Regions from separate parts of the Homo sapiens genome. Here region 1 is linked to region 2. The links are chromatin contacts, found by Hi-C or POLR2A ChIA-PET in ENCODE. All regions are on one chromosome and are shown on one strand. The core of a region is the stretch at or near the end of the contact, and the rest is flanking DNA. Distances in the headings are between cores, read along the strand shown.

Region 1 (4,967 bases), core at 1,322-3,821, 58 kb before region 2:
TTAGTCTTTTAGTCTTTTCTCTTTCTCCTTTGTCTCTTCCTCTCCCCTCTCTCTATCCCTTTCCCCACCCCACCTTCTCTTCACCAGTTCCATCGCCCCACAACACACACACTCGCTCATGTTTTTCTATCACAACTAACAAGTTTGGTTTTGCAAATTCCTCAACAAACACTTCTCAATATTTTCCTTGGAATCTGTTTTTCAAGTTGTTACTGTTTGTGGATAGTTATTTTTTTCACATGTAAACCTGTAATTAAAATTATGCACTTACCGCAAGCCAAAATTTCATCTTGCTTTGCAGATTGAAATGACCTGTCCATTTATTTAATCTTATTAACAGCAACTGTAATCATCATTATTTAGATGCTTTTAGAACATAGCATTTTATTTATGTATTTTTGAAAGAACCTTTTTTTTTTTTTTTTAATTGCCATAGTGCTTTAGAAGCTTAGGCTCAGAAGTCAGCTTTTTCTGGGCTCGAATTCTAACCTTCCGACATCCAGCCATGAGTTTTTAGACAAATTATTTAATTGCCTTAATCATTAGTTTCCCTCATCTGTAAATCAGGATTATATAATATATATGTAATAGACTATTGGGAGAGTTAAATGAGGCTATGAATAGACAACACATAGCAATGGCTGGAATGTAGTATATAGTCAGTAAGTTAGCTATCCTCCAGCATTTTCTTCTCCGGCACCATTATAATGTGGGATATTGACAAAAGAGATTTATAAAATAAAAGAATTATATGTACAGTCTTAGTTTCTTCATGCTTCTATAACAAAATACCTGAGACTGAGTAATTTATAAACAACAGAAATCTATTTCTCACAGTTATGGAGGCTGAGAAGTCTGAGATCGAGTCACTAGCAGGTTTGCTGTTTGGTGAGTGCTAGTCTCTGCTTCAAGATGGCACTCTGTTGCTGCATCCACACATGGTGGAAGGTGGAAGGGCTAAAAAAGGGATACATTTTGGGAGAAGCTTCTTTTATAGGGCATTAATACCTTTCAAGAGGGCAGAACCGCCATGACTTAATCACCTTCTAAAGGTTTCACCTCTTAATACTATCACATTGGTGATTAAGTTTCAACATGAAATTGAGAGGGAATGCAGTCAAACCATAGCATATACAAATCATACTAAGAAAAATTTTCCAATATTGACTTTTCCAGTAATTTAAAACAGTCACAGGAATCTGTGCCACTGTAGAAAGCTGCAAATAGGGCTGCAAACGAGCACCCAGTACTTCTGATCTAACTGATGTTACAGTGAAAATGCTGTCATGACAGAGGCATGGTTACCCTGTATCCACAGGGTATGCACTGTGCCTTTTGGAAATGGAGTATGTTAATCAATGTCATAAGAGCTAAGCTGCAACATTGACTGGATATTTGAACAGGACACATCTATGGTGTAAATTCAGCTTTGAGTCATCACTTCTTTAGTTGTTGTAGCTGGAGTAAAAAAATTCATGAAAACACCAACTCATTCAATTATAGGATGCAGAAAAATTTGGAAGGGATGGAAGGCTGTTTTGTAGAACACAATGGGTATAAAAGCCTTGAGTAAGACTGAGAAATTATGATCCCATTGAAGTCATTGGACATACATTTTCTGAGTATCTGCTCTATTCTGGCAGTGTGTCTGGTCCTATAGAGGCAGTGAAGCCCAAAACAGTGCCCCAGGCCTCAAAAAGTTTCAAATCGTGAGACTGGGGTAGAAGGAGAGATGGCCTTAAGGAAAGAGGGTATGAGTCAGCTTTTGCTGCAATGATGCTGGGCAGCAAACATTCAAAAATCAGTGACTTAAAACAAGCTAAATAGTATTGTAACCCAGGTTTCTCGACTCAACAAAAGTTCAATACCACCTTAAAAAGCCTATTTAGACATTCTTTTAATCTCACTCCTTCTAATTGAAATTGAAATGCCTCAGATAAATTACACATCTGTTTACATATTATATGTATATCCATGCTTTATGCATTAAAAAGTAAGATTTTTTTTGCCTTCCAGTGCCAATTTTCACCCCTTTTGGGCAACATTGCTCCATTAATAATGCATGATCTAACCCACCTTTGGGGGTTCAGGAAAAAGCTTCCAGAGACTTTAATACTTGGATTGCACCTTGGAGGTAGCAGGATTTTTCCAAACAAACAAGAGAGAAGTGTATTCTAACCATTAGGAATAGCACTGGTACCAATGGGTAAAAGAACCTTCTGTACTTTGGAAACTGCCAGGGTGGTTGGAATGCCAGGCTAAGGTCAGGGTGTGGTATGAGAGAAAGCTGGAGAGGTAGGCATATTATGAATCAGAGCCATGGTAAGCACCTCACCATGAAATCAACATTTCCCAGACTTTTCTCAGCCTTTTTTGCCTGCTTATATTCTAGGCATAGAATCAACTTTGCTTCTGAGGACAACTGTATCTTACTTTAGCCTTCAAAATACTCCCACAATTGAAGGGGAGGGCTCCTTGCAGCAACAAGGCTAGCAACTGGGGTGTGAAAACTGCTATTCTCCTTCTGAATGGGTCAGCTGGGAAATCAAGGGAAATGAATCATTGAAAACAGCTGTGTGGGTTGACCATGGCTTGGCAGTTGGCCATTGTTTGCCAGTAAAAGTAGCAGCAGAAATCAACCTGTACTGAATGCTACCCGTACATTTGGCTCAACCAATTTCTTAGAAGCTGATTTAAAGATTCTTCCCAAATTTACTATTAACAAAAAAGCCTGTACCACAGAAAGAAATATTTGGATTGCCTGTCAGTTTGCAGTATTTATGTCAACTCCTGTATGTTCCACTTTGGCAGCTTTGGCAAGTAAAAACTAAACAAAATAAAAATGATGCCATGAAGTAAAACACACATTCTCTTTTGCCAGATTTTTAGTATGTTCCTAATTTCTAAACCAAAAATTTGGTCACTATGACGTGACTAACATGAACCTCCCTAGGAATGGAAAGTAAATAAATATGAAACTAGGACTATTTTAAAAAATGTGAACGTAAAATCACTAAATTTTAGGCAAATTTTGGACTTAGTAAAAACAATCATGTTGTGAAATACTAAAATAATTCCCTGACCTACAACTAATTAGTTTACTTCAGATTTCACTAAGATATTTTAACCTCAACAAACAGCAAAAATCCTTCTTTCAACTGAATACTTGCAAAATTAAATTCCAGAACCCATCTTTAAGTTTGGCTCCCATAACCCAATATGCGATAGCTATGTGATATGCTCAAGTTGTCCATATTTTTGCAACATGTGGAGAAACAGGAAGCCCAGAACAGTCAAATGCAGGCCCTTATGCAGACATAATGTAATTGTGTTCAGACAGGATATTCATTCTTCTGGGTTTTATTAGGTGCACTCTAATTAATTAAAGAATGACAGACGTCATTGCGGAATTCTTCATCCCTCCAGTTAAGGCATCATTTTCAGGGCATGATACCATCTTAATGAAAATGATCCATTATTACCATGTTAAACAGATACAAATAACAAAAACCAAGTTAAACAGGAAGAAATGAACCTAGCTATAAATCACAGGTGAAACTAAGCCCAACCTAATTTGCAATGCAGAAGTTTCTCTGTTTCAGATGTTCTACTCTGGTAGTAGCTCCGGCCTTCCCATTATAGGCACCCTCTCCACCACCAGCAGCCTTCTTAGGTATCAGCTCTGGAGCATTCTTCTCTTGACTATCAATGTTCCATGACACTGAGAACCTTCCATTCAGCCAGAGGTCAGGTAACTTTGAGTCTTCATCAGCTTGCTGGAGACACTGAATGCACTGAAGGTATTTTTAAAAGAGAATACAGAATCATGGAGACTTGAGAGGTAGGCTGATCTATATCCCTGTTCTTTCCCTCAGGAGAGATGAAGTCACATAGTGACTACATTGAATAAAGAATAACTTCAATATCAACTGAATTCTGAAAATTAAGAGATCTGCTCTGTATTGTACCATTTTGTTCCTGTAGGATTTCTTTTTTCTTGGCTTATTTTTATCAAGAGCAGAGATGAATTATGAAGAAGCTAATGATGCATTTTTAAACTTTAAGACACTTCCAAAGCCAGGGGAAGAGCTGTAGCTATGTCTTCATAGTCATATTTTTGTAAAATTTCAAAAGTACTATATTTTAACTACAGGTGAATCACTTTCTCTTTCTACTCTGACACCCCTCCATTATATTGTCCCTCATATCAAGTGTCCCCAGAGTAGCCACAGAGATTTGCGGGTTTCAGCTAAGAGGAAGTTTGGTAAAGCATCGATACAGTTGCTGAACATAGTTGGGCATATTTATGCTAGTTGTCCCATTTTAAGAATGGCTCTAGAAATCTTTCCCCCAGTTGAAATATGAGATACAGCCCAACTAATGCTTCCATGGAATAATCACAGAAGACTTGGGAAGGACCTTGAACCACACGCACTCAGATAAAATATATGCATATTGCTGCCCCGCAGATACTGAGATAATTAATGTTTGTTGTCTTGAGGAGCTAAGTTTTAGAGTAGTTAGTTATATGCCAACATATAATTAATATATTGAGGAAGAGAAACAATAATTTAATCATCTTGTTAAATTCGTCCTCTCAGAATATATGAAAGCTGTAATATCTTGCATAATGAAATATCATTTTATAATAAGGTTGAAAGTCCATTTCCTTATTTCTTTTTATGTTCCATTAAGTGGTTCTAAGGATACTCACGAGTTCACATAATTTTCACAATAGTTGTCCTTGGTGGTTGAGAAAAAATTTATGATACCAAATAATTCATATTAATATTATTCTAAAATCTGTATGTAGGTAAGATTAGATGAAACATATACGAAATATGTAAGCTTTATTTATTGAAATCTAGACAGATGTTAAAAGCTAAAATTATGGATAATTTTATTTCAAAAAACTGTTTTAAAATATTTAGTTACATTTTCAATAAAATGTTTAAAATTCAGCTTTA
Region 2 (4,846 bases), core at 1,241-3,740:
CAAGTATTATTTATTCGCCTCAAAGACAGCTGGGCTCCGTGTGTGTAGGCAGGCATGTAGAATTTTGGAGAAGGGAATATGATTAGATTATTGTTACTTGGATGATTTGCTTATTATGTTTCTCTGTAGTCACAGTTAAGAGTTTCATACGTGAGAGATGGACTTGCTTGAGTCAAAGAAACCATTTGCTTTCTGATCTCTTTAAACAGTAAAGGAATCACCTGTTCTTGTTTAGTCTCTGTGATCATTTATTATTTTTTATTATTTCAGCAACTAAAGCTATTCCTTAGTGCTTAAAAAATATTGACAAAATATAAAATTCTTCCTTGATTATGCCTTTTCTCTCTGCCTTTTCAAATTTGACTGGCTTTTGGTTGAGATATTCTTCTCAGATGAATAAGTTGAAATGGGAAGGTGTTTGTGTGAGTGCAGCACTGTTGGTCTAAACAAAAATGATATATCAAAAGATCTATGAGAGTAAGTCTTTTATTGAAAATGTGAATTTTTACAAAATGGTAAAACTTACATTTTAATGGGGCTAGGTTCATGTTTTTGTTTTTGTTTTTTAACTGAATAGTTGGTACATCTGGAATTAGCTTCAGTTCCCTTGGCTGACTTAAGTTATAGTAACATTGGACAATTGCATAGTCTCTCTGAGGTTTGGTATTTCCAGTTTTAAACATGGTTAACAATGCTAGTCCTTTCTCTTATTCATAGAAATTAATCAAGGAATAAGATGTTGATCTAAAACATTTTATAAGATTTATTAATTATTAGGCCCGGTGCAGTGGCTCATGCCTGTAATCCCAGCATTTTGGGCAGCCAAGGCGGGCGGATCACAAGGTCAAGAGTTCGAGACCAGCCTGGCCAATATGATGAAACCCTGTCTCTACCAAAAATACAAAAATTAGCCGGGAATGGTGGCGGGTGCCTGTAGTCCCAGCTACTCAGGAGGCTGAAGCAGGAGAATTGCTTGAACCTGGGAGGCGAAGGTTGCAGTGAGCCGAGATCACGCCATTGCACTCTAGTCTGGGTGACAGAGCGAGACTCCATCTCAAAAACAAAACAAAACAAAACAAAGATTTATGAATTATTTAATATATAAATACAAAAAAATACCTTAGCTGCTAGAACCTATGTTCCAATAATATGACAGTGAGATACCATTTGATGATAGGTAGGCTTCTGTTTTTAGTTTAGTTTATGTAAAAATATATTTAATTCCATATTTCATGAATATCCCCATAAATAGGCTTGAATAAATATAATTTTATAATTTGAATAGGTAATCTTGCTGTTAATAATTTAATTCTATTGAAACCAGTTATCCATCCCAAATTTACAGCATCCCATATTCATCATAAATTTTCTTTATTTTGATGCAAAGTCGCTTTCCTGTGGGAACAGCTCATGGAATTTGCATATTTAAGTTCCACTGTTTCTAGAGGTCATTGCCTGTTTTGTTTATAAGCTTGTTCCTTCTTAATGTTTCCACTTCAGTTAAACTTGAGATCACAGAAAGAAGGAAAAAAAATTGAGTAGTGGGTATCCCTTCCTATTGGATCTTCAGTTTAGCAGAAAAGCCCTGAAATTTTATGAAAAGTGTTTTGATATGAAAATTTTATCCTATTGACTAATCTCCAAATGTCTGGACTTCACATGGTTGCTTAACCAACACCCAACCCATCTTTACATGTATAACTTTCTTGGCTATTCCAATGTTACTATTTCTTTCTTTTACTGCTCCTATTCATTTATTTCTACAAACCAGTTCTGTAGAATATGTAACTTAATTGTCACAATCAAATCACTCTGTGGCAATAAGAGAAAGCCAACTGTACAGCAAGAGAAATATGTTATAAAACATCAACTATTTATTTATTTATTTATTTATCTGAGACTAGGTCTCACTCTGTTTCCCAGGCTGGAGAGCAGTGGTGTGATCTCAACTCACTGCAACCTCTGCCTCCCGGGCTCAAGCGATTCTCACACCTCAGCCTCCTGAGTTACTGGTACTAAAGGCACACACCACCATGCTCAGATAATTTTTTTTTTTTTTTTTTTTTTTGGTAGTGATGGGGTCTTCCTATGTTGCCCAGGCTGGTGTCAAACTCCTAGGCTCAACCTATCTGCCTGCCTCGGCCTCCCACAGTACTGGGATTATAGACCCAATCCTGGCCATAAAGACAACTATTCTAAGGAGAGTTTGCTCTGTGAGTGATTTTGAAAATGCCCTAGAGATTTTTTGCTTTAATTTTTTTCTTAGGGCTTTGAACCTATATGAGTCCAGAGTTAATTTTGTTACACAATAGATTTTTTTTTTTTAAGAATGGTTCCTGCATGCATATCCCCACCAAGTTTTCTTCTGAGAGTTGAAATGTTGTCTGGTCGAAAGATATGAGAAGCTACTAAGTTATTGCTTAGTCATTTCCTCATGAAGATAATTTTTGCTTTTATTGGCATTGGCTGACCCTTCATGAGGAAGATAAACATAAGATTTTCGCAATCAGTTATACTCAGAACAGAAATACTAGAGAAGGTGCAGGAAGAGGACAATGATGACTATAAAAGCAGAAGAAAGTAGGACTTACAAAGAAAGATCAAAGCAAGTGGAGTCCCTTTATCTGATCAGGAGGCATGTAAGGGCATGAAGACATTTCAAAGAAAAGTCACTAAACAGACTTCTTGGAAAGTTAAAATGATGAAGGTAGAAAATGGTTCCAGTCTCTAGAATTTTAAACTCTGAAGAAAAACAGAAGTTTGATAGATAACTTTTCATTTGCTCAAAAAGTGATGCTAAGTTAGAGAGGAATGGTAGATCAGCTGCTCTGTTTTCACAAAAGATCAAATAACAAGAATTTCCTTTTGTCCTGCAGTGTGATGGATTTAGGCCAACCCTTGGGTCACTTTAGGACACTTAGGTTTTTAAGCATTGAATTAAGTATGTCTCTAGAGTTTATTATCATTTGGAGTAAAACACTCTGAAGTTTGAGGGCAAAGTAATATTATCTTTAGCCTGAATTGATAAAATATGTCCTCAATGACAAAAGGTGGGAAAAAATTTTATGACAGGTCTTCCTGCTTGATGGTTTTAGGTAGTTGGTGAAAGCAGAATGAAGATCCCAAATTAAACCCAAGATTTGTGCAGGGTTGGGTTTCACATGAATCTGAAAATAACTAGAAGTTTGGTTGTAAAGGTGGCCCAAATTATATTTGCCTGTGGGAAATTAGAGGAGAGAGAGCAAGCAAGCAGACAAATTTGGTCCACCAGCCAATCCTTAGTTAATAGACATGAAGAGAAAACTCTATATGAGATATGATGATTGCCTCTCCTGTTCCTAGGCCCAGAATTAAGTCTAGAAAAGGGGTTTAAGTCTAGAAAAGTGAAAGGGCTAGCAGGTGGAGAAAAGCCAAAAAATAAAGGTCTTAACGTTTATTTTAATTAAAATTCCTTAAGATGTTGGGCTCTTAGTAAAACTATTTTGAGATTCATATGTCTAAATGTGACACAAAATAGGGAGAAACATGAAGCCCACATTTGTGCACAAAATAGTCGTGGCTTTAGCATCCTGAGTAACCCACCGTGTACCACTTTGACATGCTGAGCATTCCAGCAGAGGTGTTTGGTACAGGCAGGGCCACCAGCAGAGGTGGCATTGCCAAGAGGGAGGTGACCATAGTGGGTAACATAGGCAATTATTTCCCGGCTGCTTATCAGCAGCTGAGGTCTTGGCAGTCGACATTGAGAAGGGCCAGGACTTTTCGGGAAGCACACGTGAGACACTCTGGAAGATGTCTCAAGATCACTGGAAAATTGTTGTCACTTTTACCAGTATGTGGGACGGAAGTGAAACTAAATAAAGTTTAGGTTACTCTAGCTGTGCACTGGGCAATGGTGGATGAAGAAATACTGGTGCATGTAAAGAAAAACAAAATCTGGTCATGTCAACCTCATGAAATCTTAAGATAGAGGTGATCCTGACAAGTTGCAATAGAGTGAGACACAAAACAAAGCCAATATTAATGGAGGTGGGCAATGATCAGACTTGAGAAATAGCTTTTTTTAGTATAAAGATCATCCATTATTTATCTAGAGCTATATGTACATATGTCAAGACTTGTATTTGAATGTATTGTATTTCAGATGCATTATATTCTTTAACCCTCACAACAACTGGGTAAGTAATAATTACTGTATCTCTTATAATCTTTTCAGCTATAGTTACAGAAGACCTAGCTAAAACTGGTGTAACATTAAGGACCATTATTGTCTCTTATAAGAAGAAGAAGATGACAGGAGAGGGGAATATGCCAGAGCTGGTGCAGTAATTTATGAATGTCATTAAGAATTTAGGGGAGTGGGGGGAAAATAAAATAAAATAAAATAAATAGAAGAAAAACAAAAGAATCTAGGGTCTTTACAACTCTCCAATAAGTCACCGTTTTTATATTTGCTTCCTTCTCACCGTTATCTATCATAGTTACCAGGTGGCTACATCATCATGGGATTACAGTGACTGGCAAAGAAAAGGAGAGTTTCCTCTCACATCTTAGATGTCTCTAAGCGCCTTTCCCTGAGATCTCACTAGATTTCACTGGACTGAATCATGCTCAGGTTCTCAGTGCAAAGGAAGCTGGTAAAGTGAATAACAGCACTGTCAATCTGTTGAGTGGGAGCAAGGCTCTCCCAACTAAGATGGGGGATAGGAATGGCAATTAAGTAGGTGACAGCCATTTTATATGTGGGAAGAAAACAGAGGATATAAAACTTGCCCCAGGTCACAGAGCTCATAAGCAACCGAGCTGGGTCAAAAACTCACATTCTTCACAATCATGCTATAATGTA

Evidence for each region. A loop is a pair of places that touch in the nucleus more often than their neighbours do. ChIA-PET counts read pairs that join two places held with the same protein, here RNA polymerase II (POLR2A). Pooled maps may share reads with other maps.
Region 1: a loop to region 2 is called in a map of endothelial cell of umbilical vein, with 4 times the contacts of the local background. The contact joins two enhancer-like sites. A Hi-C loop is called at or near these places in 14 of 168 maps with a recorded cell type or tissue (Right ventricle myocardium inferior, cardiac septum, endothelial cell of umbilical vein and 3 more), 1 of 37 single-sample maps with no recorded cell type and 9 of 50 pooled maps. POLR2A ChIA-PET finds 5 or more read pairs at or near these places in 3 of 52 experiments (H1, HepG2 and MCF 10A).

The regions. Positions count from the first base shown.
Region 1 is chr3:30,283,780-30,288,746 of GRCh38, reverse strand. No RefSeq gene overlaps it. Among named protein-coding and RNA genes, the nearest start is that of LINC01985, 230 kb to the left of the region's middle. Within about 2 kb of position 2,571, at least 18 of the 41 ENCODE cell types and tissues checked have a DNase peak (open chromatin) inside an H3K27ac peak, as active enhancers do; they include endothelial cell of umbilical vein, where a contact is called at or near this core.
Region 2 is chr3:30,225,760-30,230,605 of GRCh38, reverse strand. No RefSeq gene overlaps it. Among named protein-coding and RNA genes, the nearest start is that of LINC01985, 290 kb to the left of the region's middle. Within about 2 kb of position 2,490, at least 6 of the 41 ENCODE cell types and tissues checked have a DNase peak (open chromatin) inside an H3K27ac peak, as active enhancers do; they include endothelial cell of umbilical vein, where a contact is called at or near this core.